2 separate regions of the Homo sapiens genome follow, and region 1 is linked to region 2. A link is a contact called in ENCODE Hi-C or POLR2A ChIA-PET data. All regions are on one chromosome and are shown on one strand. The core of a region is the stretch at or near the end of the contact, and the rest is flanking DNA. Distances in the headings are between cores, read along the strand shown.

The links. A loop is a pair of places that touch in the nucleus more often than their neighbours do. ChIA-PET counts read pairs that join two places held with the same protein, here RNA polymerase II (POLR2A). Pooled maps may share reads with other maps.
Region 1: a loop to region 2 is called in a map of A673, with 2.1 times the contacts of the local background. The contact joins two enhancer-like sites. A Hi-C loop is called at or near these places in 6 of 168 maps with a recorded cell type or tissue (A673, Caco-2, K562 and 3 more) and 11 of 50 pooled maps. POLR2A ChIA-PET finds 5 or more read pairs at or near these places in 3 of 52 experiments (activated CD4-positive, alpha-beta T cell, activated T-cell and naive thymus-derived CD4-positive, alpha-beta T cell).

Annotation. Positions count from the first base shown.
Region 1 is chr7:77,427,096-77,433,926 of GRCh38, forward strand. No RefSeq gene overlaps it. Among named protein-coding and RNA genes, the nearest start is that of GSAP, 14 kb to the left of the region's middle. RefSeq lists an enhancer at 77-773. Within about 2 kb of position 2,481, at least 12 of the 41 ENCODE cell types and tissues checked have a DNase peak (open chromatin) inside an H3K27ac peak, as active enhancers do.
Region 2 is chr7:77,653,431-77,660,314 of GRCh38, forward strand. LOC105375363 (a long non-coding RNA gene) reads left to right here. Exons shown (of 3, transcript XR_927695.3): 1 at 1-309; 2 at 429-567; 3 at 2,326-4,991. It overlaps APTR (Alu-mediated CDKN1A/p21 transcriptional regulator), which reads right to left. Exons shown (of 2, transcript NR_134254.1): 2 at 4,230-5,888. Among named protein-coding and RNA genes, the nearest start is that of APTR, 39 kb to the right of the region's middle. Within about 2 kb of position 2,826, at least 3 of the 41 ENCODE cell types and tissues checked have a DNase peak (open chromatin) inside an H3K27ac peak, as active enhancers do.

The DNA.
Region 1 (6,831 bases), core at 1,231-3,730, 230 kb before region 2:
AATCCCTGTCACCAAGTTCATATGCAGAGAGACAGAGGGGCTTAGGAGAAAACTGCAACCTAGTAACCAAGGAAACATGAAAATTTTAACAGTGAAAGACATCCTGTGTAGCAAATTCTACAAAGTGAACCAGGAAAATAGAATTAAGGATGAAGAAATAGGCTGGGCGCGGTGGCTCACGCCTGTAATCCCAGCGCTTTGGGAGGCTGAGACAGGTGGCTCACAAGGTCAAGAGATCGAGACCATCCTGGCCAACATGGTGAAACTCTGTCTCTACTAAAAATACAAAAATTAGCTGGGTGTTTTGGCACGTGCCTGTAGTCCCAGCTACTTGGGAGGCTGGGGCAGGAGAATTGCTTGAACCCGGGAGACGGAGGTTACAGTGAGCCAAGATTGTGCAACTGCACTCCAGCCTGGTGACAGAGCAAGACTCCGTCTCAAAAAATAAAACAGGAAATAGTAGGGAGAGTTTTCAGAAACTCTCCTCTACTCCCCAACTTACCCTCAAAAATCAAATTGTAGGTTTCCCCACAGATCTCTGGAAAAAAATGCTTGATAGTTCTCTGGGGTAAACCCTTCTATTTGATCTAAGATTCAGGTAGTGTTAACTTTTGCTTCAAATGCCTTAGTCAAGATTGCTTTTACTGTTAGAAAAATCCTAACTCCTTACATACTGATTATATGCAATCTAGGTAAGTCAAGCCTTCTGCCCTGTCTGCCATTCAGAAGTCTCTTTCATGTATGTAGCTGAATAGTAATCTCATAAAATAATATTGGAATGAATAAAGACCCAGATGTCTCAGGTCATTCCATCCACGCAGTTTCCTCTTTCTCCTTCCTATATTTACATATTAATTTTAAGTCACAGGTGAAAATTAAAGCTTGCTGTCTCTCAGTCTCTCTTTGATATTGCAAAGAAATGTTACAAAGCTTCCTAAGGGAAGGTTTCTTGCAGGAAATAGTGACTCCCAGTATGATTAGTCCCCAAATCTGCCTGCTAGGCTGAGTGAAGAGGACTGAAATGCTCTGTGGGTCACAAGGTCATAAACCTCAGGAATCTGGCCACACTGTCAGGCATTCTCCGCCAAGGACTGGGGGATGTGGGTTCCTATTAGAAGCCAGGTCACCACCAGCTGAAATTGAAACATACATCATAGTCACATCCTGTTTAAGTGAAAACTAACTTCTATTTCCTGGAATTGCTTTTTGTCTGAGGAGAGGGAGTGATTGGGGTGTAGTTAAGGGTAGCTAAGGTGCATGTCATCCCTTGGAATGGGAAGCACGCAGGTTAACGGGGGATGTGGGGACTGCCCTGGAGCATCTTGTCTCTCAGCCATCTCTAGCTCACGTCTCACCCTCCCTTGTTCACCTCTCCCAAGTTCTCGAGTGAGCATTCTGGGCACAGGGAGGTCAAGAGGAAAATGGGGGAAAGTAGTGGGAAGGGTAAGTGAGATGAGAGATGGTAATGATAGAGATCAAATCCTTTTTAGGCCTCCTGTCCCTTGTTTTTCCATCTTGGAGATAGGCTCAAGCTCCGAAATTGAGGGCTACAAGAGCAATAGAGAGAAGCTTTGCTTTCATGGCTGGCACAAAATATGAACCACAAGTTAGAATATCTCCTATTTGAGCATTTATCTGGAATGAGCTCTGAATCCCAGAGGAGGAGTTTCTCCTCCAAGATACAAGTCCTGAACTGGCTCAGAAAGAGAAGCACCCTCTAACGAGTTGGTGGGATAAGCTTTGCGCTGTTTGTGATCAGCCACTCCCCGTACTGCCCACAGGCTGGCCCGCCCGTCCCAACCTTGCTATCACCCTGTGGAATGCCAATTCTAAGAGGCACTTGTATAGAGGGCTTATTAAAACACTGATTGCTAGGCTCCACCCCACAGCTTCTGATTTGCGTCTCTAACAAGTTCCCACGTGATGCTGATGTTGATGATGCTGAACCACACTTGAGAACCACTAGCCCAGCACATCGTAGGCATTTAACCAACATTTGTCGTTCATTTCACAATGGGAAGTCAAGGATGAGTGCTGCGGAACTGAAGAAGATAGGAACCATCTCATTCTGGATCTCTGAGTTTAGAAGTATTTGTTGCATGTTTCCTGCTTCCCACACTGTTCATGCAATTTTAGCAATTTTCAGGAAACAGCTGTTGCTTTCCACCTTGAGAGACAATGAAAACTTAATAATAGGTAAAACGACATTTTGGAAGAAACTGACGTACCTTATATATCTGGGACAGCCTCGCCTCTTACATAATTAACGGTAGACATTGTAGGGATTATGTAAATTGACTTGATTTTCTTTTAAATCTTTAGGAAGACTTATCAATTAAAGAAGTCTAAGTGACTTGCCAGGCTTTACACAAAAACCTTTTTTTGGTCATAAGCAAACATTTCTCACCTGAAAATTTTTTTTCTAACTCAAGTGATCAATTTTGATCATGAGTCAGAAAAATATTGGGGCAATGTGGGGTTTAGGATTGCTGCTTACTTCACGCCATTTCTTCAGCTCATCTCCTTTAGCTTCAAGGCTGAACACAAATGAGTTAAAAGGAAATGGATTACTTAAAACCTACATTTGTGGCTCATTTTCCATTCACCAAACTCTCTCCTCCTTCCTCTTAGACATACACACTTTGGGAAAACCTCACAGAGCATGAAGAGCCAGCTTTTTTTGTTTTGTTTTGTTTTGTTTTTGAAAACAGTCTTGCTCTGTCACCCAGGCTGGAGTGCAGTGCAGTGGCGGGATCTCAGCTCACGGCAACATCTGCCTCTGAGGTTCAAATGATTCTTGTGCCTCAGTCTCCCCAGTAGCTGGGATTACGGGCGCACCCCACCAGGCCCGGCTAATTTTTGTATTTTTAGTAGAGATGGGGTTTTGCCATGTTGGCCAGGCTGATCTCAAACTCCTGGCTTCAAGTGATCTGCCTGCCTCGGCCTCCCAAAATGCTGGGATTACAGGCCTGAGCCACCGCGCCCGGCAGAGCCAGCTTTTATTTAATGAAACTGAATAATGCGTATTCATCAATATATCGATAACTGGAATTAAGATTTGCAAGGACCACTGCAACGACAATATATATTCTTGCAACTATACTCCTCCTTGCTCAAAAAGCTTTATAGGCTTTCAAAATGAATGCCTGTAACATCCCTCTGAGGTAAATGAGGAGCAGGTGTAATTATCTTCTCTTCACAGATGGACAGGCAGACACAAAGGAATGGACTGAATCAGCCAGGAAGGGAATCAAGCTAAGGACCTAAATAATTCTAATACAATCTGCCTGTCTTGTCAGTGCTGCTTTCCTTCGATGCATGAAAATCTGTATTGTGGGAAACTCTGAAGGTATTGTTTTTGTATTCTTTAGTGATGTAAGAAACAAAACTCCGCACAGACACCTAAAGAGAGGAAGTGATGGGACTGGTAAATATGGGTGGCAGCAGGGCAAGTCTATAAAAATCAAATTTAATTTTGCTGGATAATATGATCAAGGCCCTTCAATGCTGGATTCCATCAGCATCTGATCAGCCAGTAGCATGCTGCTATTTACATAAAAGCACGCAGAGAAGGGGTAATATTAAACTAATAGACATTATCGTATGGCTACAAACCTCTAAAAGTATTCAACATTTGGGAAGTACTAAGCAACTGGAAATTTTTTCAATGACAATAGTTTTCGGTGCAACAGGCTTAGAAATCTACTGTCTCTGGCCAGAAGCCAGATTGCTGACACAAAACAGCAGAGCCACAGACCCCAGGGAGAGGAGAATAACAGTAGCCCCAAAACTGGCACTACTAACCCTGTTTCATATTATGCTGTTTTGTTAAGAAGAAATTCATACTACAAAAACAGGGTCGTTTAGGAATTATACGTTTTAATGATCTCACCTTTTAAGCAATGGACACATTGACAGGATCATCAACCAGAAGGCCTGGAAGAGTCTCCACACTGCTGCCTTCCGCGTGGCCCCTCCGCATACCCCAGCATCTGAGGTCATCTGGCAGCAAAATCCCCAGCTTACCAGAGACCTCATTATTCCTGTCCCTCAGACACAGTTACCTCCTCAAGGCCAGCGACCTCCATGAAAGCTCTCCTGCCCAGATGCCTCCATCCCAGAGGTCGTGAGACTGCAGGAAATGAAAGGCTGCAGCAGGGAGAGGCCTCAAACTACAATGGTTTGGGGTTTTCCTTTTCTATAATACTGTTCTTTACCAAGTGGAGTACATTTTGAAGTGCAGAATTCAATTCAAGGATAGAACAGAAATACACAAAGTTCTCGAGAGAGCCAGAGATTATAATATGGGTAAACTGCTATTCTAAAAGGTACTAGGGTCCAGGCATGGTGGCTCATGCCTGTAATCCCAACACTTTGGGAGGCCGAGGTGGGTGGATCACTTGAATCCAGGAGTTTGAAACCAGCCTGGGCAATATGGTGAAACCCCATCTCTATAAAACTACAATAAATGAGCCTAGCTGGGTGGTGCACACCCGTAGTCCCAGCTACTCGGGAGGCTGAGGTGGGAGGATCGCTTGAGCCTGGGAGACAGAGGTGGCAGTGAGCCCAGATCATGCCACTGCACTCCAGCCTGGGCAAAAGAGTGAGACCCTGTCTCAAAAATTAAAAGTTAAAAAATAATAAAAAGTATTACCCTTAAAATTCAAACAATAAAAATAAAGGAAGGGTCTTATCTATACAGTTCCTTCTAATATTTTGAGGTGGATAAGGTAACATAATACATATACAACTACCTACAAAGACTGATTATGTAAAGATATAAATAGGTATTTAAAGGGAGAGTTACAGTTCTAATAAAATAAAACTTACAGCTTAATCAAACACATCTGATGTTATACTTAGTTGTTGTGTTACATGGTAAGAAGATACAGCAGTAAGGAGATCACTGAAATGACTGGAATTAGGGCTATTTTACACTGCCTTAGGTTTTTTCAGGAGTTTTGTTGTTGTTGTTACCTTGATAGTTGAGAATCTTTACACCAGCAATATTATTAGTCCATCAATCAATATTACCAGCTTTCCATAATACCATAAATTTTTTTGATGATCATCATTCACACAGATGTATTCACATTGGGGGGGAAGAAAACAGGGCTGAATCCAATTTCTTCTTACCCAGAGATTTCCTTGTTCCTCCCCCACAACTTCTGTCCATGTACCTCATGGGTCTTCATTCTGCCAGCTCTCACTATGTACATTAGCAATTTTTCTTAAAGTTGTCAGGTCAAAAAAAAATCATCTAAAGAAAAAACAGGCTGGGCACGGTGGCTCACGCCTGTAATTCCAACACTTTGGGAGGCCCAGGCGGGCAGATCACGAGGTGAAGAGATTGAGACCAGCCTGGCCAATATGGTGAAACCCCGTCTCTACTAAAAATACAAAAATTAGCTGGGCGTGGTGGCATGCGCCTGTAGTCCCAGCCACTCGGGAGGCTGAGGCAGGAGAATCACTTGAATCTGGGAGGTGGAGGTTGCAGTGAGCCAAGATCATGCCACTGCACTTCAGCCTGGCGACAGAGTGGGACTCCGTCACAAAAAAAAAAAAAAAAAAAAAAAAAAAAAGTAAAGAAAAAACAAACAAAAAACTTTCAGGGCCATTCAATTAGCTAAATCAGAATATCCAAGGGAAAAGCTTAGAGAATCTGTATATTTAACAAGCAGCACAGGTAATTCTTATTAAGTGAGTTCAGGCAATACCGTACTATAGGGTCCGTATTTTCTGAGTCAAAATCAGAGCTCGCGTATTTTTTTTAACTAGTTAGTGAACTTATTTACAAAACAATCTCCTAAGATATACTTACCTCAAATACTTTTATAAATAAGATGGAATACAAATAAATGGTTTAAAGATGATAGATATTAAATTGCATTTTGGCATATTTTATAAAACTTCTTTTTTTTTCCCAAAAGAAGAAGATGGCTTTACCTGAAATGAGAACCATCTTGAATGTATAGCCCCTTTCTGGCCAGGAGTTCTGAAGTGGCGGGGATCAATGCTCAGAACTCCCCAGGGGAGCTGGGTACTAGTAGGTGAGACAGTCAATCCTGAGCAAGGGGGTGCGGGGCGGGGAGCCTGACGGGGAAGAGCAGGCCAAAACGGTGGCACAGAAAAAAGGAAAGGAGAATAAAAACAGATTGGATCCCAGACATCTGAGAGGGAAAGGGATAAAACATGTCAAAATTAAGGAAGGGGCTAAGACTGTGTTGGTGGTGCTGCAATCACCACTAGGTATTCACCACCTTCCAAAGAATATACACTCTGAAGCTGTGACTACTGTCGTTTATCCAGTATACCCTTTGGATACAAAATAGGGTTAGAGAAGACAAACACCATGTCTTCAGTTTCTTAAGTTCCTTCTCTAAAAACAACCAAAGAAGATTTATTTTTAAAGTCACCTAAGATATAATTGGCTGTAAAAACAGCAAGATGGACTATGCCCAAAGAAATATACATTCCCCTAGGAAGGAAGAAAGTATTATTTATTATGTACTTGTTCTATGTTAAATACTGTGGAAGGTACTCTGATGTGTGGGTCTGATATTCATTCCACAAATTCTTCTCAAGGATCTGTCAGGTGCTAAGCACTGGTTTAGGAGCTAAGAATATAGAACAAAAAAAGGATGGTCTGTGCCTTCATGAAACTTACAATCTAGGGAAGACAGACATTTAAAATAAACATATATGAGATCTCAAGCGGCAATAAAAAATAAAAATAACTAACATAAACACATAAATGTGAGTGGTGTGGTGGGTTTAAAATGTATGGCCATATCCCAGATGTGCTGGAATATACTTTTAACTTTTCTGATG
Region 2 (6,884 bases), core at 1,576-4,075:
GTCAATAGCCACTGCACTACAAACTGGGCATCCTAGCAAGAACCTGTATCTCCAAAAAAAAAAAACTTGAAAAGTGATTAAGACTATCCACGTGTTTTTTCTTACTGTTTCTGTCTACTTCCTAATCTGCAGATCTGCAAATGGAATAAATGCAAATGGGATAAATGCAAAATGGAATAAATGTCTGGCAGAAGTCAGAATCTGGAATTTTTACCAATTTTGTCCAATTTAATTTTACAGTCAACTTGATCAGCTACTGAGGTGTGTTGGAAGTCATAGCCACAATATTTTGCAGCTCCTCCCATCAAGGTAGTGTTTGTTTTCCCAGCCCTAGTATTTGAGCTGGCCTTGTGCCTTGCTTTAACCAATAAAATGAGCAGATGTGTTTCTGGGCTGGTTCTGAGACCTTAAGAGACCTTCTGCTTCAGTCTCTTGGGGTCCTGCTGGCATGTAAAGAAGCTCAGGCTAAGCCATGGACGGATGAGAGACCACGTGGGGAGATTCCCAACAAGTCCCAACCCACATCACATGGAAGAAAGTCATACAGCAGCGCCCTCATGCAGAATGGTGAGAAATCATTAAGTGTTCTTTTAAAGTTATGTTTTATAGTAGGTTTCTAATTTATTATTTTTTCAGATGTAGAGATGGGGCCTTGCTATGTTGCCCAGGTCGGTCTTGAACTCCTGGCCTCAAGCAATGTTCCCATTTCACCCCCTCATCGTGCTAGGATTACAGGCACGAGCCACTGCACCTGGCCTACGGTAGTTTATTATGCAGCAATGTATGACACAAACAATTACAATAATGGAGAACAGAACATAAGTTAAATCTACAAATATTTCATGTAGATTCTACTTTTTTCCTATCCACTATCACTTTTCCACTGTTTGTAGGTGTATAAAATCACCTTGTGTGTCCCTTCTCTTTTCCTTTCCACAGCACGGTACTGGTAATGAACAGCAAAAATGTCAAAAGGCTGTAGCTAAATGCCAAAGAATTTCCAAAGTCTTAAGCCTTAAATAATCAGAAATGTGCCTGCATGTTTGATAAAACTCTCTAAGAAGCTCTTAAGTCTGGGAAAGCATTTACCCAGACTGTAAAATAGAAAGGCATTCTAATAGTCCTTTTAGCAATTATGTTTTTTAAGGCTAGAATGATATATACACATAATGATTTTTATTGTGAAAGTCTTAAGCCCATGATTGGGAGTTAGCACAAGTCTAAAAATCCTTCTTTTTTTTTTTTTTTTGAGACAGGGTCTCACTCTGTCACCCAGGCTGGCATGCAGTGGCCCAGTCTCGGCTCACTGCAACTTCCACTTCCTGGGTTCAAGTGATTCTCCTGCCTCAGCCTCCCGAGTAGCTGGGATTACAGGCACGTGCCACCATGCCTGGCTCATTTTTTTGTTTTTTTTTTTTGTAGAGACAGGATTTCACCATCTTGGCCAGGCTGGTCTCAAACTCCTGACCTCAAATAATCCACCCACCTCGGTATCCCAAAGTGCTGGGATTAGAGGTGTGAGCCACCGTGCCCAGCCTCCTTTTTATTTAAATGTCTCAAAACAATTATTTGAGAATTTCTAATAGGCAATGCTGTATCCACTGCCTACAACTTACTTATGTAGCAAGCGTCCATATGGTGCTCACTGTGTCCACATACTGTTTTAAGTAAATCATTTAACTAACCATATAGGCACTATCTTCAATCTCCATTTATAGATTTGGACATCAAGTTAAAGAGAGAAGTTAAGTAACTTGTCCTAGGTTACAATGCAGGGAAGATTTGTTCCCTCTATACTAGATGAAGGATGTGGGAGAGGAGGCGGGACTGGAGTTAGGTGATATTATATATTGAAGTAACAGCTCTGTTTAAGTAATTCTTCCCAGGAAATTAACCATGAGAGCATAAAGGCCTTAGCATTTGACATCTATTATGTAGCTCCAAGCTTTCTACCTTATCTGTCACTCCCACCGCTCCTCCACCCTAACCTTCAACCAGAAATTTAGCCCCCAAATATACCTTGGAATTTTCCAACTCTGTGCTTTGCTCCTTTGGCCCCACCCTGACCACTTTCTCCAAAAGCAAAAGTAGAGTGACATACCTTTCAAAGTCCACCAAGTTTACTTTGTTTATAAAGCCTTCCTACTTCTCCATGTACCACTCCCTTGACCTCTGGCAGAATCAGCTGCTTTCTCCATCAGGCTTCCTTAGCTCTTGTATTCTGTGCAGTTTTTCCACATCATTTAAAATTAGCTGTTTATAAAATATGTCTTCCACATTTGCTTGCAAGCTCCTTGAGGGCCTAACCTGATTTTCTGCTTACAGGTGGACCCAGATGCACATAACTTGCAAAGAAATTGTCTGAAAGGAGGTGGCCGTCAGTCAGAGTGAAGAAGGTACCCTTTTCAGACTGTTACATGAATTTTAAATTCCAACACTTTGGGCAGCTGAGGTGGGAGGATCACTTGAACCCAGAAGTTCAAGACCAGCCTGGGCAACATAGCGAGACTCCATCTCTGAAAAAGAAAAAAAAATTAGTGGGACATGGTGGCGTGCACCTGTAGTCCCAGCTAGTCAGGAGGCTGAGGCAAAATAATCACTTGAGCCCAGGAGGTCAAGACCGCAGGGCGTCATGATTGTGCAATGCAGTCCAGCCTGAGCAACAGAATGAGACCCTGTCTGAAAACAAACCAACCAACCACTTCTAGAAGCACTTGCATATAGTGAAGAATTCATAATTGAGTGGCAGAGAGACAGATTATGAGGCATCCTTCCTGATGGAGTGTTTTATAGGAAAGGTAATGTGGCTCTGGAACTAGCGGCTGTAGGGGCTGGCTTCCGGATCCTGGCATCAACAGCATGTTTTGATAGCCCAGGTCTATAAAGTGGATTTGTGAGTCACTCCTGAAGCTCAGCCTGTACACTGTTTCTTTTTTCTTTTTTTTTTTTTTTGAGATGGAGTCTCTCTCTGCCGCCCAGGCAGGAGTATAGTGGCACGATCTTGGCTCACTGCAACCTCCGCCTCCCGGGTTCAAGCAATTCTCCTGCCTCAGCCTCCTGGGTAGCTGGGACTACAGGCGAGGGCCACCACACCCAGCTAATTTTTGTATTTTTAGTAGAGACAGGGTTTCACCATATTGGCCAGGCTGGTCTCAAACTCCTGACCTTGTGATCTGCCCACCTCGGCCTCCCAAAGTGCTTATACGCTGTTTCTTTAATCTGACAAATTTTATGATATACCATGTAATAAGTCCCTTTTGGCTTAAACCAGCTAAGGGTAGATTTTACCTCTGCGTTGAACCCAGACCAATGCATCTCCTCTAAGAAAAATTATTGTCAATAATTCTCAAACAATCGCCTCTCTAATTTAAAAAGCAAAGTAAATTCAGTTAACTTGTTAACAATTTCCTGAGTTCATAAAACACATATTCCAGGAAGATAAGCCTTTTTTCAAACAAAGAATTCATAGAGCTATTTCACATTTACATTGTCTAAACTTTCTAAAAATAAGTGTTTTTCAGACATTTAAAAATTAATCCAGGCAGGGTGTAGGGGCTTGTGCCTGTAATCCCAGCACTTTGGGAGTCTGGGGCAAGAGGATTGCTTGAGCCCAGGAGTTCAAGACCAGCATTGGCAAGATAGTGAGACCCTGTCTCTACGAAAACATTTTTAAGGCTTGGTGCAGTGGCTTATGCCTGGATTCCCAACACTCTGGGAGGCTGATGCAGGTGAATCACTTGAGGTCAGGAGTTCAAGGGCAGCCTGGCCAACATGGCAAAACCCCATCTTTACAGAAAATAAAAAAGTTAGCCAGGCGTGGTGGCGCACATCTGTAATCCCAGCTACTAGGAGGCTGAGGCAGGAGGTAGAGGTTGCAGTGAGCCAAGATCACACCACTGCACTCCACTCCAGCCTGGGCAACAGAACGAGACTCCATCTCAAAAAAAAAAAATGTTTTTTAATTAGCTGGGTTAATTTTTTAATTAGTCTCTAGTCCCAGCTACTCAGAAGGCTGAGATGGGAGGATCTCTTGAGCTTGGAAGCTCAAGGCTGCAGTGAGCCATGATCATGCCACTGCATTCCAGCCTGGGTGACAGAGTAAGACCTTGTCTCAAAAATAAAAATAAAAATTAATCCATGTTTATTAAGACAATTTTTAAGATGATTTTTGAAAGGTAATTTACGTTATCTCAGCAAAATTTTCAATAATGTGAACTACAAGGCATAAATCTTTAGCAAAAAGATTTTTATTCAATATTTTATTATCAAACATTCAAACAGAAAAGTTGAAAGAATTATACAGTGGGCCATATCATATAATATACTCATCATCTAGATTCTACAATTAACAGTTATTTTTATCACATGTCTAATGATCTATGCATCACTCTATTCATCCATTAATTCATTTTTGTTTATATATTTCAAAGTGATTTGCAAACATGAGTACACTTCACACCTGAACACTTTAGCACAGCAAAAGGATTTTTTTCAGGTATAGTATTTGTCCACTGGAGGGCCTCCAAATGCCATAAAATGCATTAAAAGTAAGTTCATCTGTAGTCCCCAAGAACTGGAGAAGGTCCAGGGAAGGAGATGCATGGAGTGTAAATTGCATCAATTAGGGCAAGAGACTCAATCTGAAATCCAGAAAGAAGATTTCAACATTTTTTATCTTTACCCTCAGAATTTCTCTTCCTCTTTTTACAGCTACTTTCATTGTAAAGGAGAAAATATATCACAGGCCTCTCTCCCCAACAAATGATTTGAGCTCTTGAAGGTAGCAATTCTTTAGACCAGAAACTCAGGAAACTTGAAGTCAAGATGTTGTTATATTTGTGGAAATGAGTTGATGACATAAATTAAATGTTTGTTAGTTTGTTGATTGTTAACTCTCCACGAGGACAGGGATTTAGTTATCACTTGTCCCCAGAATGTAGACAGACACTCGTTGGAACATACTAGTGCTCAATAAATATTTACTGAAGAAATGAATGAATCCAAGTGCTTTATTCCAAGTATAATCTTCACACATTTAATGTCATTACTGATGAAAGTTAAGACAATTAGCCTACTTTTTAGTGTAATAGAAATAGAGCTCAACATAGCTATGTAATATAATGTATACCATTAAATTCCAAAAAGGAAAACAATCTAAAATGTAACTCATTTTTCCAAAAACGTGAAGAAATCTCGAGGATTCCACTGGGAAATTACCTTTAAAAAAAAACAAAAACAAAAACAAAAAGGGCTGTGCACAGTGGCTCATGCCTGTAGTCCCAACACTTCGGGGTGCCGGGACAGGAGGATTGCTTGAGCCCAGGAATTCAAGACCAGTTTGGGCAACCCAGGGAGACCCTGTCTCTACGAAAAATAAAAATTGAAAAATTAGCCAGGCTTAGTGGTGCATGCCTGTGGTCTCAGCTACTTGGAAGGCTGAGGTGACAGGATCACCTGAGCCAGGGAGGTCAAGGCTACAAGTGAATGATGATAATGCCACTGCACTCCAGCCTGAGTAACAGAGCAAGACTTTGTCTCAAAAAAACCCCATAAAATATGGATATAGATTGATTATTGTAGATCTGGAGCTGCAACTACAGAAATGACCATTTTTTGCTATGTGCAGCAGAAGAGTCAGCTTAAGCCTTCCCAGCTTCCGGGGCTCAGCTGGCGCTGCTGGGGCAGGTGCTGCAGAGACTTGTGTTGCTGGGTGGAAGTCGCGCTGCCTTCTGGAGAGGGCCACAGAGAAACTTTCCAGAATGGGCTTCCCAGAAGCAAATGTGAAGTTTTGAAATGGGGCTGAACTTCTGTGAATCCATGGGAACAAGAGCCAGTGGAATTTGAATCGTTCATGTTACTCTCCTTTTGTACCCACAGACTGGTGATACCTGAGGAAATTCAAGTACATTGCAATTTTTTAATTAACTTTTTTTTTTTTTTTTTGAGACGGACTCTTGCTCTGTCGCCTGGGCTAGATGGCGCGATCTCAGCTCACTGCAACCTCCGCCTCCTGGGTTCAAGCGATTCTCCTGCCTCAGCCTCCAGAGTAGCTGGGATTACAGGCGCCCCCCACCACGCCCGTCTAATTTTTTGTATTTTTAGTAGAGACGGGGTTTCTCCATGTTGGTCAGGCTGGTCTCGAGCTCCTGACCGCAGGTGATCCGCCCACCTCAGCCTCCCAAAGTGCTGATATTACAGGTGTGAGACACAGCACCGGGCCTTTTTTTTTTTTTTTTTTTGACAGCGTCTAGCTCTGTCACTCAGACTGGAGTGCAGTGGGACATCATGACTCATTGCAGCCTCTAACTCCTGGCCTCAAGTGATCCTCCCACCTCAGGTTCCCAAGTAGCTGGGACTATAGGTGCACACCACTGTGCCCAGCTAATATTTTTTTATTTATTTTTTTAAGAAATGGGGTCTTGCTTTGTTGCCCAGGCTGTTCTCAAACTCCTAGGCTCATGCAATCCTCCCACCACAGCCTCCCAAATACTGGGATTACAGGCATGAGCCACTGCATGCAGCCTTTAAATTAGCTTTTTTTTTTTTTTTTTTTTTTTTTTGAGATGGAGTCTCGCTCTGTCACCCAGGCTGGAGTGCAGTGGCGCGACCTCGGCTCACTGCAAGCTCTGCCTCCTGGGTTCATGCCATTCTCCTGCCTCAGCCTCCCGAGTAGCTGGGACTACAGGCGCCCGCCACCGTGCCCGGCTAATTTTTTGTATTTTTGGTAGAGACGGGGTTTCACGGTGTTAGCCAGGATGGTCTCGATCTCCTGACCTTGTGATCTGCGTGTCTCGGCCTCCCAAAGTGCTGGGATTACAGGCGTGAGCCACCGCACCCGGCCCAAATTAGCTTTTTAAGGTAATCATTTTCTTTAATACTTCTTT